Linked DNA regions of Homo sapiens: region 2 is linked to region 1. Evidence: chromatin loops called from intact Hi-C (ENCODE). Cell type or tissue: Caco-2. All regions are shown on one strand. Each heading gives the region's core, and the rest is flanking DNA. Links, peaks and the distances in the headings are about the cores only.

Region 1 (5,380 bases), core at 302-5,301:
AAACCATGGAGGCCAGAAGGTTGTGGGACAACAAATTCAAAGTGCTGACATGTTAAAGAGCTGAAAGACAAAGACTGTCAAACAAGAATTATATGTCCAGTAAAGCTTCAAAAATAAAATAAATATCAAGACATTTCCAAATACACAAAAACAGAGTGAAATTGTTGCTAACAATGTTTACTACAAGAGATACTAAAGGGAGTCCTTTAAACAGAAATAAAGTCACTATTCAGAAACTTGAATTCACATAAAGAAATAAAAAACACCAGGAGAAGGAAACTATATCACTAAATATAAGAATATAAATATAAATGTATTTTTCTTTATAACTTTCTTTTCTCCTATCTGATTTAAAAGACTACTACATAAAGCAACAATTATAAAACTGGCAGAGGGACTTATATAAAGATATAATTTGTATGACAATAATAGCACAAAACATGGATGTGGGAAGAGAGCTATACTGGAGCAACGTTTTAAACACTATTGAAATTAAGCTGCTATTAATCGTATCTAGCTTGTTTTAGGGTATTATGTTAATTGTAATTTCTAGGGCAACCACTAAGAAAACTCGAAATATATATTTAAAAACAAGTAACAAGTGAATTAAAATTGTACACTAGAAAATATCTACTTTAGACAAAAGTGGGCAGTAATGGAGGAATAGAGGAATAAAAAGCACATAAGACATATAGAAAATACATAGCAAAATGACAGACATAATCCTATTTTGCTGATGAGCAGCACAGTAACTCACACCTGTACTCCCAGGGATCTGGGAGGCCAAGGCAGGAGGATCACTTAAGCCCAGAGTTTGAGACAACCCTGGGCAACATAGTGAGGCTCCATCTCTACAAAAATTGTTTAAATTAGCTGGGTGTGGTAGCATGCAAATGTAATCCTAGCTTCTCAGGAGACTGAGGTGAAAGGATTGTTTGAGTCCAGGAGTTTGAGGCTGCAATGAGCTATAATTGCACCACTGCACTCCAGCCTGAGTGACAGAGTGAAACCCTTACTTTAAAAAAATTAGTAAATTATCATCATCATCTTCATCGTATCTTATTGATAATTACATTAGATGGAAATGGACTTATCACTCTAATCAAAAGGTAGAGATTGGCAGAATGAATAGGAAAACATCATTCAACTATATGCTGTCTACTAGAGACACATTTTAGATTCAAAGCAAAATAAATTTAAAGTGAGATAAAAGAAAACCAGGAAAAAAGCATCTAAAAGAGAGGTTGAGTGGCTATACTAATATCAGACAATAGAATGTGAAACAACAAGAAAAAGAAGGATATTTTATAATGATGGTCAATCTATCAAGAAGATATTACAATTATGTAGAAGCATGCGCCTAACTACACGGCTTCAAAATACATGAAGCAAAAACTGACATAATTGAAGAAAGAAATAGACGATTCAAAAAATAATACTTTGGACTTCACTACCCCACTTTTGGTAATAGATAGAACAACTGGGTAGAAAGCCAAGGACACAGCAGACTTGAACAACACCATAAATCAGCTAGACCAACAGACATCTATAGTACACTCCAGTCAAGAACAGAAGAATATATACTCTTCTCAAATGCATCTGGAACATTCTTCAGAATAGACCATATTCAGGGCCACTTTTAAAGCCTCAATAAATTTAAAAGAATTAAAATCTAATAAAGTATGTGTTCTCTGACAAGAGTAGAGTGAAGTTAGAAATCAACAATAAAAGGAAGTTTGGGGAATTCACAAATATGTGGAAATTAAGCAACACACTCTTACATAACAAATGAATCAAGAACTCACAAAGGGATGGAGTGCAGTGGCTCACACCTGTTATCCCAGCACTTTGGGAGGCCAAGGTGGGTGGATCATGACGTCAGGAGTTTGAGACCAGCCTGGCCAACATGGTGAAACCCTGTCTCTAGTAAAAATACAAAAAATACCCAGGCATGGGTGGTAGGCGCCTGTAATCCCAGCTACTTGGGAGGCTGAGGCAGGAGAATTGCTTGAACCCGGGAGGTGGAGGTTGCAGTGAGCCAAGATCATGCCACTGCACTTTAGCCTGGGTGACAAAGCTAGAAAAAAGAAAGAAAGGAAGAAAGAGAGAGGGAGGGAGGGAGGGAGGGAGGGAGGAATCACAAAGGAAATTAGGAAATAATTTGAGATAAATGAAAATGAAAACACAACATACAAAATTTATAGGATGTAGATAAAGTGGTGCTTACAGAGAAATGTATAGCTTTAATCACCTAAAGTATAAAAGAAGAAATATCTTAAATTAATAACCTAGTGTTCCACCTAAGAAACTAGTAAAATATGGAGCCAAGTGTGGTGGTATGCACCTATAGTTTATAATCCAAGCTACTTGTCAGGCTGAGGCAAGAGGATCACTTGAGCCCAGAAGTTCAAGACAAGCCTGGGCAACGTGAGATCCCATCTCAAAAACAAACAAATAAAAAAAGAAACTAGGAAAAGAAGATCAAACTAAACCAACAGCTAGGAGAAGGAGGAAATAAAGATTAAACAGAAATAAATGAAGTAATAGAGAAAAGACAACAAAACCAAATGTTTATCCTTTGAAATGATTGACAAAAATGAAACTTTTAGCTAGACTGACCAAGAAAAAAAGGAGATAAACCTCAAATTACTAAAATAAGAAATGAAATACAGGATACCACTACCAACCTTACCGAAATAAAAAATAATTATAAGGGAATATTATTAACAGCTGTATGCCAACAAATTAGGTAACCTAAATGAAATAGACAAATTCCTAGAAAGACACAACTACTAAAACTGACTTAAAAAGAAATAGAAAGCCTGAATAAACCTATAAAGAGTAGAGACAGAATTAGTAATCATAAAATTTTCCACAAAGAAAATCCCAGGCCCAGACAGCTTTATTACTGAATACTTCAAAACATACATTAATAGAAAGGAATGACACCAGTCCTTTACAAACTTTTCCAAATAATAGAAAAGGAATCCTGTCTCATTCTATGAAGCCAGCATTGCTCAAGAAAACTATTTACTGATATCCCTTATGGATATAGATGCAAACATCCTTAACAATACACTTGGAAACAGGATCTAAAAGCATATGAAAAGAATTACACACCATGACCAAGTGAGATTTATCCCACGAATGCAAACTTGGTTTAACATATGAAAATCAATCAATGTCAACATATACCATATTAGTAGAATAAAAGACAAAAAACACATGATCATCTCAATAAGCATGAAAAAAGCATTTGACAAAATCCCTTTGATGATAAAAACACTCAACAAAATAGGAATGGAAGAGAACTTCTTTAACATAATAAAGCACATCTATGAAAACCCTATAACAAACATCATACTTGCTATATGACTGAATGTTTCCTCCTAAGATCAGGAACAAGACAGGGATGTCTACTCTTGTTACTTCTATTTCACATTATATTGGAGATTATAGCCAGGCAATTAGTCATGAAAAAAAATGAAAGGTATTCAGACGTAAAAGGAAAAAATAAAACAATCTCTGTTGACCAATAACAATATCCTCTTGTATGTAGAAAATACCAAGGACTCCATTAAAATACTATTTGAACTAAGAAATGAGTTCAACAAGGTTGCAAGATACAGCTCAATACAAAATCAATTGTGTCTGTACACTAGCAATGAGAAATCAAAAAAGAAATTTAAACAATTCAGTTACAATAGCGTCAGAAAGAATTAAGTACTTAGGAACAAATTTAACAAAATACTTAGGAATAATTTATACTCTGAACACTATAAAACATTACTGGAAGAAATTAAAGATCTAAATAAATGGAAAGACATCACATGTTCATGGATTAGAAGATGTAATGTTGTTAAGACAGCAATACTCCCAAACTGATTTACAGATTGAATGCAGTTCCTATCAAAATCCCCAAAAAGCTGCCTTTTTGGCAGAAATTGAGAAGCTGATTCTAAAATTCATTTTGAGTTCCAAAAGATCCACTATGGACAAAACAATATTGAAAAATAACAAAGTTGGAGGACTCACATGGTCTGATTTCAAAACTTACTACAAAGCTACAGTAATGAAAACAGTGTGGTACTGCATAAGAAGAATTAAGATAGATATAGATATCAATGGAATAAAATTGAGAGTCCAGAAATAAACCCTCACATTTACTGTCAATTCATTTTATGCAAGGTTGTCAAGACAATTTAATGGAAATAATGGTTTTTCAATAAATGGTGCTGGGACAATTCACATGGAAAGAATGGAATAAACTCCTACTTTACACCATATAAAAAATTAACTCGACTACTCTGGGCATGCTGCTTATGGGTTAGCCGTGATCTGCAAGAAGCAGTTTAAAAAATTTACTCAAAATGTCCTAAATGTAAGCGCTAAAACAATAAATCTCTTAGGAGAAAACCTAGGTATAAATCTTCATCACCTTACATTAGGTAATGTTTTTGTAGAAAGCACATCAAAAGCACAAGCGAAAAAAAAAAGATTGGACTTCATCAAAATTAGCCTTCATCAAAATTAAAGACTTTTGTATTTGAAAGAACACAAGTGAAAATGCAACCCACAGAATGTGAGAAAATATTTTCAAATCATGTATCTGATTAAGGACTTGTGTTCAGATATATAAAGAACTCTTAACTCAATAATAATATAAATAAAACTAATTTTAAAATGAGCAAAGGATTTTTTTTTTCCTTTTTTTGAGACAGAGTCTCACTCTGTTGCCCAGGCTGGAGTGCAGTGGCACAATCACGGCTCACTGCAACCTCCGCCTCCTGGGTTCAAGCGATTCTCCTGCCTCAGCCTGCTGAGTAGCTGGGATTACAGGCGCCCACCACCACACCCACCTAATTTTTGTATTTTTAGTAGAGAGGGGTTTCACCATGTTGGCCAGGCTGGTCTTGAACTCCTGACTTTGGGTGATCCTCCCAACTTGGCCTCCCAAAGTGCTGGGATTACAGGCATGAGCCACTGCACCCAGCCAAATGGGCAAAGGATGTAAATACACATTTCTTCAAAGAAGATGTACAAATGACAATAAGCACATGAAAAGATGTGCAACATCATTAGCCATGAGGAAAAGGCAAATCAAAATCATGATGAGATACCCCTTCACACCCACCAGGATGGGTATAATAAAAAAGACAGACAAGTATTAGGAAGAATATGGAGAAATTGGAACCCTCACTCATTGCCCATCAGAATACAAAATGGTTCAGGTTAGCTGGGCACAGTGGCTCACGCTTGTAATCCCAGCAATTTGGGAGGCTGAGGCAGGAGGATCACTTGAGGCCAGGAATTCAAGACCAGCCTGGGCAACATAGTGAGACCCCAATCTCTACTAAAAATTAGACCAGTAAGGTGGTGC
Region 2 (5,380 bases), core at 69-5,068, 700 kb before region 1:
TATTATGATCTCTCATAGTCCTGTGGGTTGGCTGGGCTCAGCAAGGCAGTTCTTCTGGTCCCACTAAAGCTTTTCGTGTGTTCTAGTTAAATAGTGGTTGGGCTAGTGTCATCCATAGACTGCTCACTGTAGTGCCAAGATCTCACTTCTCTATGTGGTCTTCCTGGAGAGCACCTGGACTTTTTAGATGATGGCTCATAGCTTCCAAAAATTTAGAATCTAAGAGGGAAGACGTGGAAACTCACAGTCCTCCTAGCTCTAAAAGCTGAGCCCCAGTTGTGCCTTTTCTGCTACCCTGCAGACATAAAGCTGGTTCAAAGTGGGAAAGAACCTATTTCTGAATAAGGTCACACCCTGAGCTTCCAGGTGGACATGAATTTTGGGTGGGTGCTACCTCTGTCAGTCCGTTCTCACACTGCTGTAAAGAAATATCTGAAAGTCAAAAAATAACACATGCTGACAAGGTTGCAGAGAAAAGGGAACACTTATATACTGTTGGTGGAAGCGTAAATTAGTCCAACCATTGTGGAAAGCAGTATGGTGATTCCTCAAAGAGCTAAAAGCAGCACTACCATTCAACTCAGCAATCTCATTACTGGGTATATAACCAGAGAAATATAAATCATTGTATCATAAAGACACATGCACATGAATGTTCATTGCAGAACCATTCACCATAGCAAAGACAGGGAATCAACCTAAATGTCCATCAGTGACAACCAGATAAAGAAAATGTGGTACATATACACCATGGAATACTATGCAGCCACAAAAAAAGAATGAGATAATGTCTTTTGCGAGAACATGGATGAAGCTGGAGGCTATTATTCTCAGCAAACTAATGCAGGAACAGAAGACCAAATACTGCAAGTTCTCACTTATAAGTGGGAGCTAAATGATGAGAACTCATGAACACAAAGAAGGGAACAACACACACTGGAGTCTACTTGAGGGTGGAGGGCAGGAGGAGGGAGAGGAGCAGAGAAATAACAATTGGGTATGGGCTTAATACCTGGTTGATGAAATAATCTATACAACAAACCCTGATGACGCGAGTTTACCTATGCAACAAACCTTCACTTGTGCCCTTGAACCTAAAATAAAAGTTAAAACAAAGGAAATGCCTGAGATTGGCTAATTCATAAAGAAAAGAGGTTTAATTGGATCATGGTTCTATAAGCTATACAGGAAACACAGCAGCTTCTGCTTCTGGGGAGGCCTCAGTAAGCTTCCAATCATGGTGGAAGGTGAATGAGGATCAAAGTATCTTACATGGCTGGAGCAGGAGGGAGACAGTGAGTGGGGAGGTGCTATGCACTTTTTTTTTTTTTTTTTTGAGATGGAGTCTTACTCTGTCACCCAGGCTGGAATGCAGTGGCGTGATCTTGGCTCACCACAACCTCTACCTCCTGGGTTCAAGTGATTCTCCTGCCTCAGCCTCCTGAGTAGCTGGGATTACAGGCATGCACCACCACGCCCAGCTAATTTTTGTATTTTTAGTAGAGGTGACATTTTGCCAAGTTGGTCAGGCTGGTCTCGAACTCCTGACCTCATGATCCACCCACCTTGGCTTCCCAAAGTGTTGGGATTACAGGCGTGTAATCCTGGCCAGCTACACACTTTTAGACAAGCAGATCTCACCAGCACTTACTCATTATGGTTAGGACAGCACCAAGAGAGAAATCTGCCCCCATAATCCAATCAGCTCCTACCAGGTCCCACCTCCAGCATTGGGGATTACAACTGAATATGAGATCTGGTGGGGGCACAGATCCAAACCATATCACTATCCAACCCACTGCAGGAGATAACAACCTAGGCTCATGGAGATGCTGGAGGCCAGAATCCAATTGTGCAAAGAGCATGCTTAGTATGGGACCGGCAACAGAAGGGGTGCTCAATACATGCAGGTCGTTATTGTTACACACAAACAAGAGATGCAAAAAACACTGCCCTGCGCCTTCCCAACAAACACTCCTCCAGGGGAAACCAGGAATCAGAGCTGAGTAAATGTGGAAATGTACTTTTGCAGACTCCACAAAGCTAAACTCCAATTTGTCTTTTTTTGAGATGGAGTTTCACTCTTTTTTTTTTCCCCAGGCTAGAGTGCAATGGCATGATCTCGGCTCACTGCAACCTCCACTTCCTGGGTTCAAGTGATTCTCCTGCCTCAGCCTCCTGAGTAGCTGGGATTACAGGCATGCGCCACCACACCTGGCTAATTTTGTATTTTTAGTAGAGATGAGGTTTCACCATGTTGGCCAGGCTGGTCTTGAACTCCTGACCTCAAGTGATCTGCCCGTGTTGGCCTCCCAAAGTGCTAAGATTACAGGTGTGAGCCACCGCGCCTGGCTCAAGCTCCAATTTGATTTAGATCCGTGCATTTCGGGCTTAAGGAATTTATATTTACATAGTTGCATCATCATCTTCAGCATTCAAGCACATGTTATCTGGCAGAAACCGTGCAAAGTATCTTCCATGAGTGATCTAATTTAATCCTTACAAAGAAGGTTCAATTATTATCCCTATAAAAATGGAGAAGAGGGGCCGGGCGCGGTGGCTCATGCCTGTAATCCCAGCACTTTGGGAGGCTGAGGCGGGCGGATCACGAGGTCAGGAGATTGAGACCATCCTGGCTAACATGGTGAAACCCTGTCTCTACTAAAAAATACAAAAAATTAGCTGGGCGTGGTGGCAGGTGCCTGTAGTCCCAGCTACTCAGGAGGCTGAGGCAGGAGAATGGCGTGAACCTGGGAGGCAGAGCTTGCAGTGAGCTGAGATTGCGTCACTGCATTCCAGCCTGGGTGACAGAGCTAGACTCCGTCTCAAAAAAAAAAAAAAAAAAAAATAGAGATGAGAGAAATGACACCCAGAGATGTGATTGCCCACCCCAGGTTACACAGTGGGCAAGATGGGTGCTGGGACTTGAATCCTCTAAGTCCAGGGCCCCTGCCCTTCACCAGAATGAAAAGAGCCTTCTCTCTCCTGCTCTTCCTGGCAGAAGCATTTGTCCTCAGAAAGGATAAAGACTTGGTCTATGCTGGGTGCGGTGGCTTATGCCTGTTATCCCAGCACTTTGGGAGGCTGAGATGGGAGGATTGCTGGACCCCAGGAGTTCGAGACCAGCCTGGGCAACATAGAGAGACTCCATTTCTTTTCTATTTTTTTTGAGACGGAGTCTCCCTCTGTCACCCAGGCTGGAGTGCAGTGGTGCAATCTCAGCTCACTGCAATCTCTGCCTCCCAGGTTCAAGCGATTCTCATGCCTCAGCCTCACAAGCAGCCTGGAACTACACACACCACCACGCCTGGCTAATTTTTGTATTTTTAGTAGAGATAGGGCTTTGCCATGTTGCCCAGGCTGGTCTCGAACTCCTGAGCTCAAGTGATCCGCCCACCTCGGCCTCCCAAAGTGCTGGGATTACAGGTGTGAGCCACCGCGGCCGGCCAGGAGACACTCTATTTCTACAAAAAATAAAAAAAAATTAGCCAGGCGTGGTGGTGTGCACCTGTGGTCCCAGCTACTCTGGAGACTGAGGTGGGAGGATCACTCGAGCCCAGGAGCAGGAGGCTGCAGTGAGCTATAATGGCGCCACTGCACTCCAGCCTGGGGCACAGAGCAAGACCTTGTCTCCAAAAAAGTTAAAAATAATTGTTTAAAAAGACTTCATGGACAAGAAGCTGCTCTGTCTGTCCATTTGGCCACATCCAGTCCTCAGGGCTCTCAACTCAGGCCCAGCATCCCTTGCTCTGCCCCATCTGCAAATGTGCAGTGACAGCATCTATACTCCTGAAACCCTCCGTCGGCCTCTGACACAGCGGAACACGAAGAACACCCTTGAGCTCCTTGGCCTCCTGCGTGGCATCAGCCCCATGCCTCCCAAGGGCCCCATTATCTAAATTTAATCTCATGTGACAGGTGCCCAGAGCTGTTTCTGCCTGGTGATTTATGGAGACAAAGTGGGCCCCCTTCCAGACCGAGGGTAGTCTGCCCCAGCACCAAGATATGTGGGAGAACTGGTTCCAGGTTTGCCAGGCACCCAGGGCGACACCCACTTGTCCGTTCTGCCCATCCTGGGGACAGCAAAGTCCCTGGGCTACTTTGGAGTGGCTTTTTTATTTTTAAGTGCAAATACTTTTATATTCAGCCCCTGTAAAGCTATCGGATATTTGAAAAAATTGTGTATTTTTGTTGTTTTCTTTTTGAGACGACGCCTTACTCTGTTGCCCAGCCTGGAGTGCAGGGGCATGATCACAGCTCACTGCGGCCTGAAGGTCCTGGGCTTAAGTGATCCTCCGGCCTCAGCCTCCCGAGTACCTGGGACTACAGGTGCACGCCACCATGCCTTGTTGCTTTTTAATTTTTTTTTTTTCTTTTGTAGGGACAGGGTCTCACTATGTTGCTTAGGCTGGTCTTGAACTCCTGGTCTCAAGCAATTCTCCTGCCTCAGCCTCTCAAAGTTCTGGGATTATAGTGTGAATCACTGCACCCAGCCATAAAAACTTTTTTTGTTGGTTTGTTTTTGAGACAGAGTCTCACTCTGTTGCCCAGGCTGGAGGGCAGTGGCATGATCTCGGCTCACTGCGACCTCCACCTCCCAGGTCCAAGCAATTCTCCTGCCTCAGCCTCCTGAGTAGCTGGGACTACAGGTGTGGGCCACCACGCCCAGCTAAATTTTTTTGTATTTTTTTAGTAGAGACAGGGTTTCACCATGTTGGCCAGTCTGGTCTTGAACTCCTGACCTCTAATGATCCACCTGCCTTGACCTCCCAAAATGCTAGGATTATAGGCATGAGCCACCACGCCCAGTTGAAAGTTTTTAAATGTGAACCAAAGAATCTAGTTTTAAGAACTTAGCTAGGAACAAGTGAGTTCTTACTCACATAATGGAGTTCTCCAAATGAGTAACAGGAAGTGTAAAATGAAAGGCACGTCCCTTAGAGATTTGAAATTCTTCTGTGGCACAGTCCTGGCTGTGCTCTTTATTGAAGAAGTCTGCAGTCATTTTCAGAATTCACTCTAGAAGCTGACTTTTTAATTTGGGCATCCATAAACTAGTCATGGCAAAAGACACACAAACAAAAACACCATCACGCCAAAAAGGATGAAGAGCCAGGGATCCAACCAGTAGGAGAGCTCGGGAAGCGCGTTTGCTCTGGACTGAGGCCTGGCCACTTCTGGGGACCATCCTAGCCATCTGCCACGCGCCCACCTCCACCTCCTTCCTGAAGACCCGCCGCAACCCTAGCACTTGAAAAAGCCCTACTTATTCATTTTTGTTGTGGTAGAATAAACACTATGAAATTTACCATTTTAACCATTTTGAGTGTACAGTTGACCAGGTGTGGTGACTCATGCCTGTAACCCCAGCACTTTGGTA

Evidence for each region. A loop is a pair of places that touch in the nucleus more often than their neighbours do. Peaks named below come from ENCODE experiments on the same cell type or tissue, not always from the same donor. Only the 100,000 strongest peaks of a DNase experiment are listed, where the experiment ranks them.
Region 2: a loop joins it to region 1, with 7 times the contacts of the local background. A loop is called at or near these places in 1 of 110 quality-filtered maps.

Annotation. Positions count from the first base shown.
Region 1 is chr7:98,091,830-98,097,209 of GRCh38, reverse strand. No RefSeq gene overlaps it. Among named protein-coding and RNA genes, the nearest start is that of LMTK2, 12 kb to the left of the region's middle. In Caco-2, for the core only: no CTCF peak of the experiment used is centred there; no DNase peak of the experiment used is centred there; H3K27me3 peaks cover 154 bases.
Region 2 is chr7:98,795,866-98,801,245 of GRCh38, reverse strand. No RefSeq gene overlaps it. Among named protein-coding and RNA genes, the nearest start is that of TMEM130, 71 kb to the left of the region's middle. RefSeq lists an enhancer at 4,777-4,836. In Caco-2, for the core only: no CTCF peak of the experiment used is centred there; a DNase peak (open chromatin) is centred at 2,788.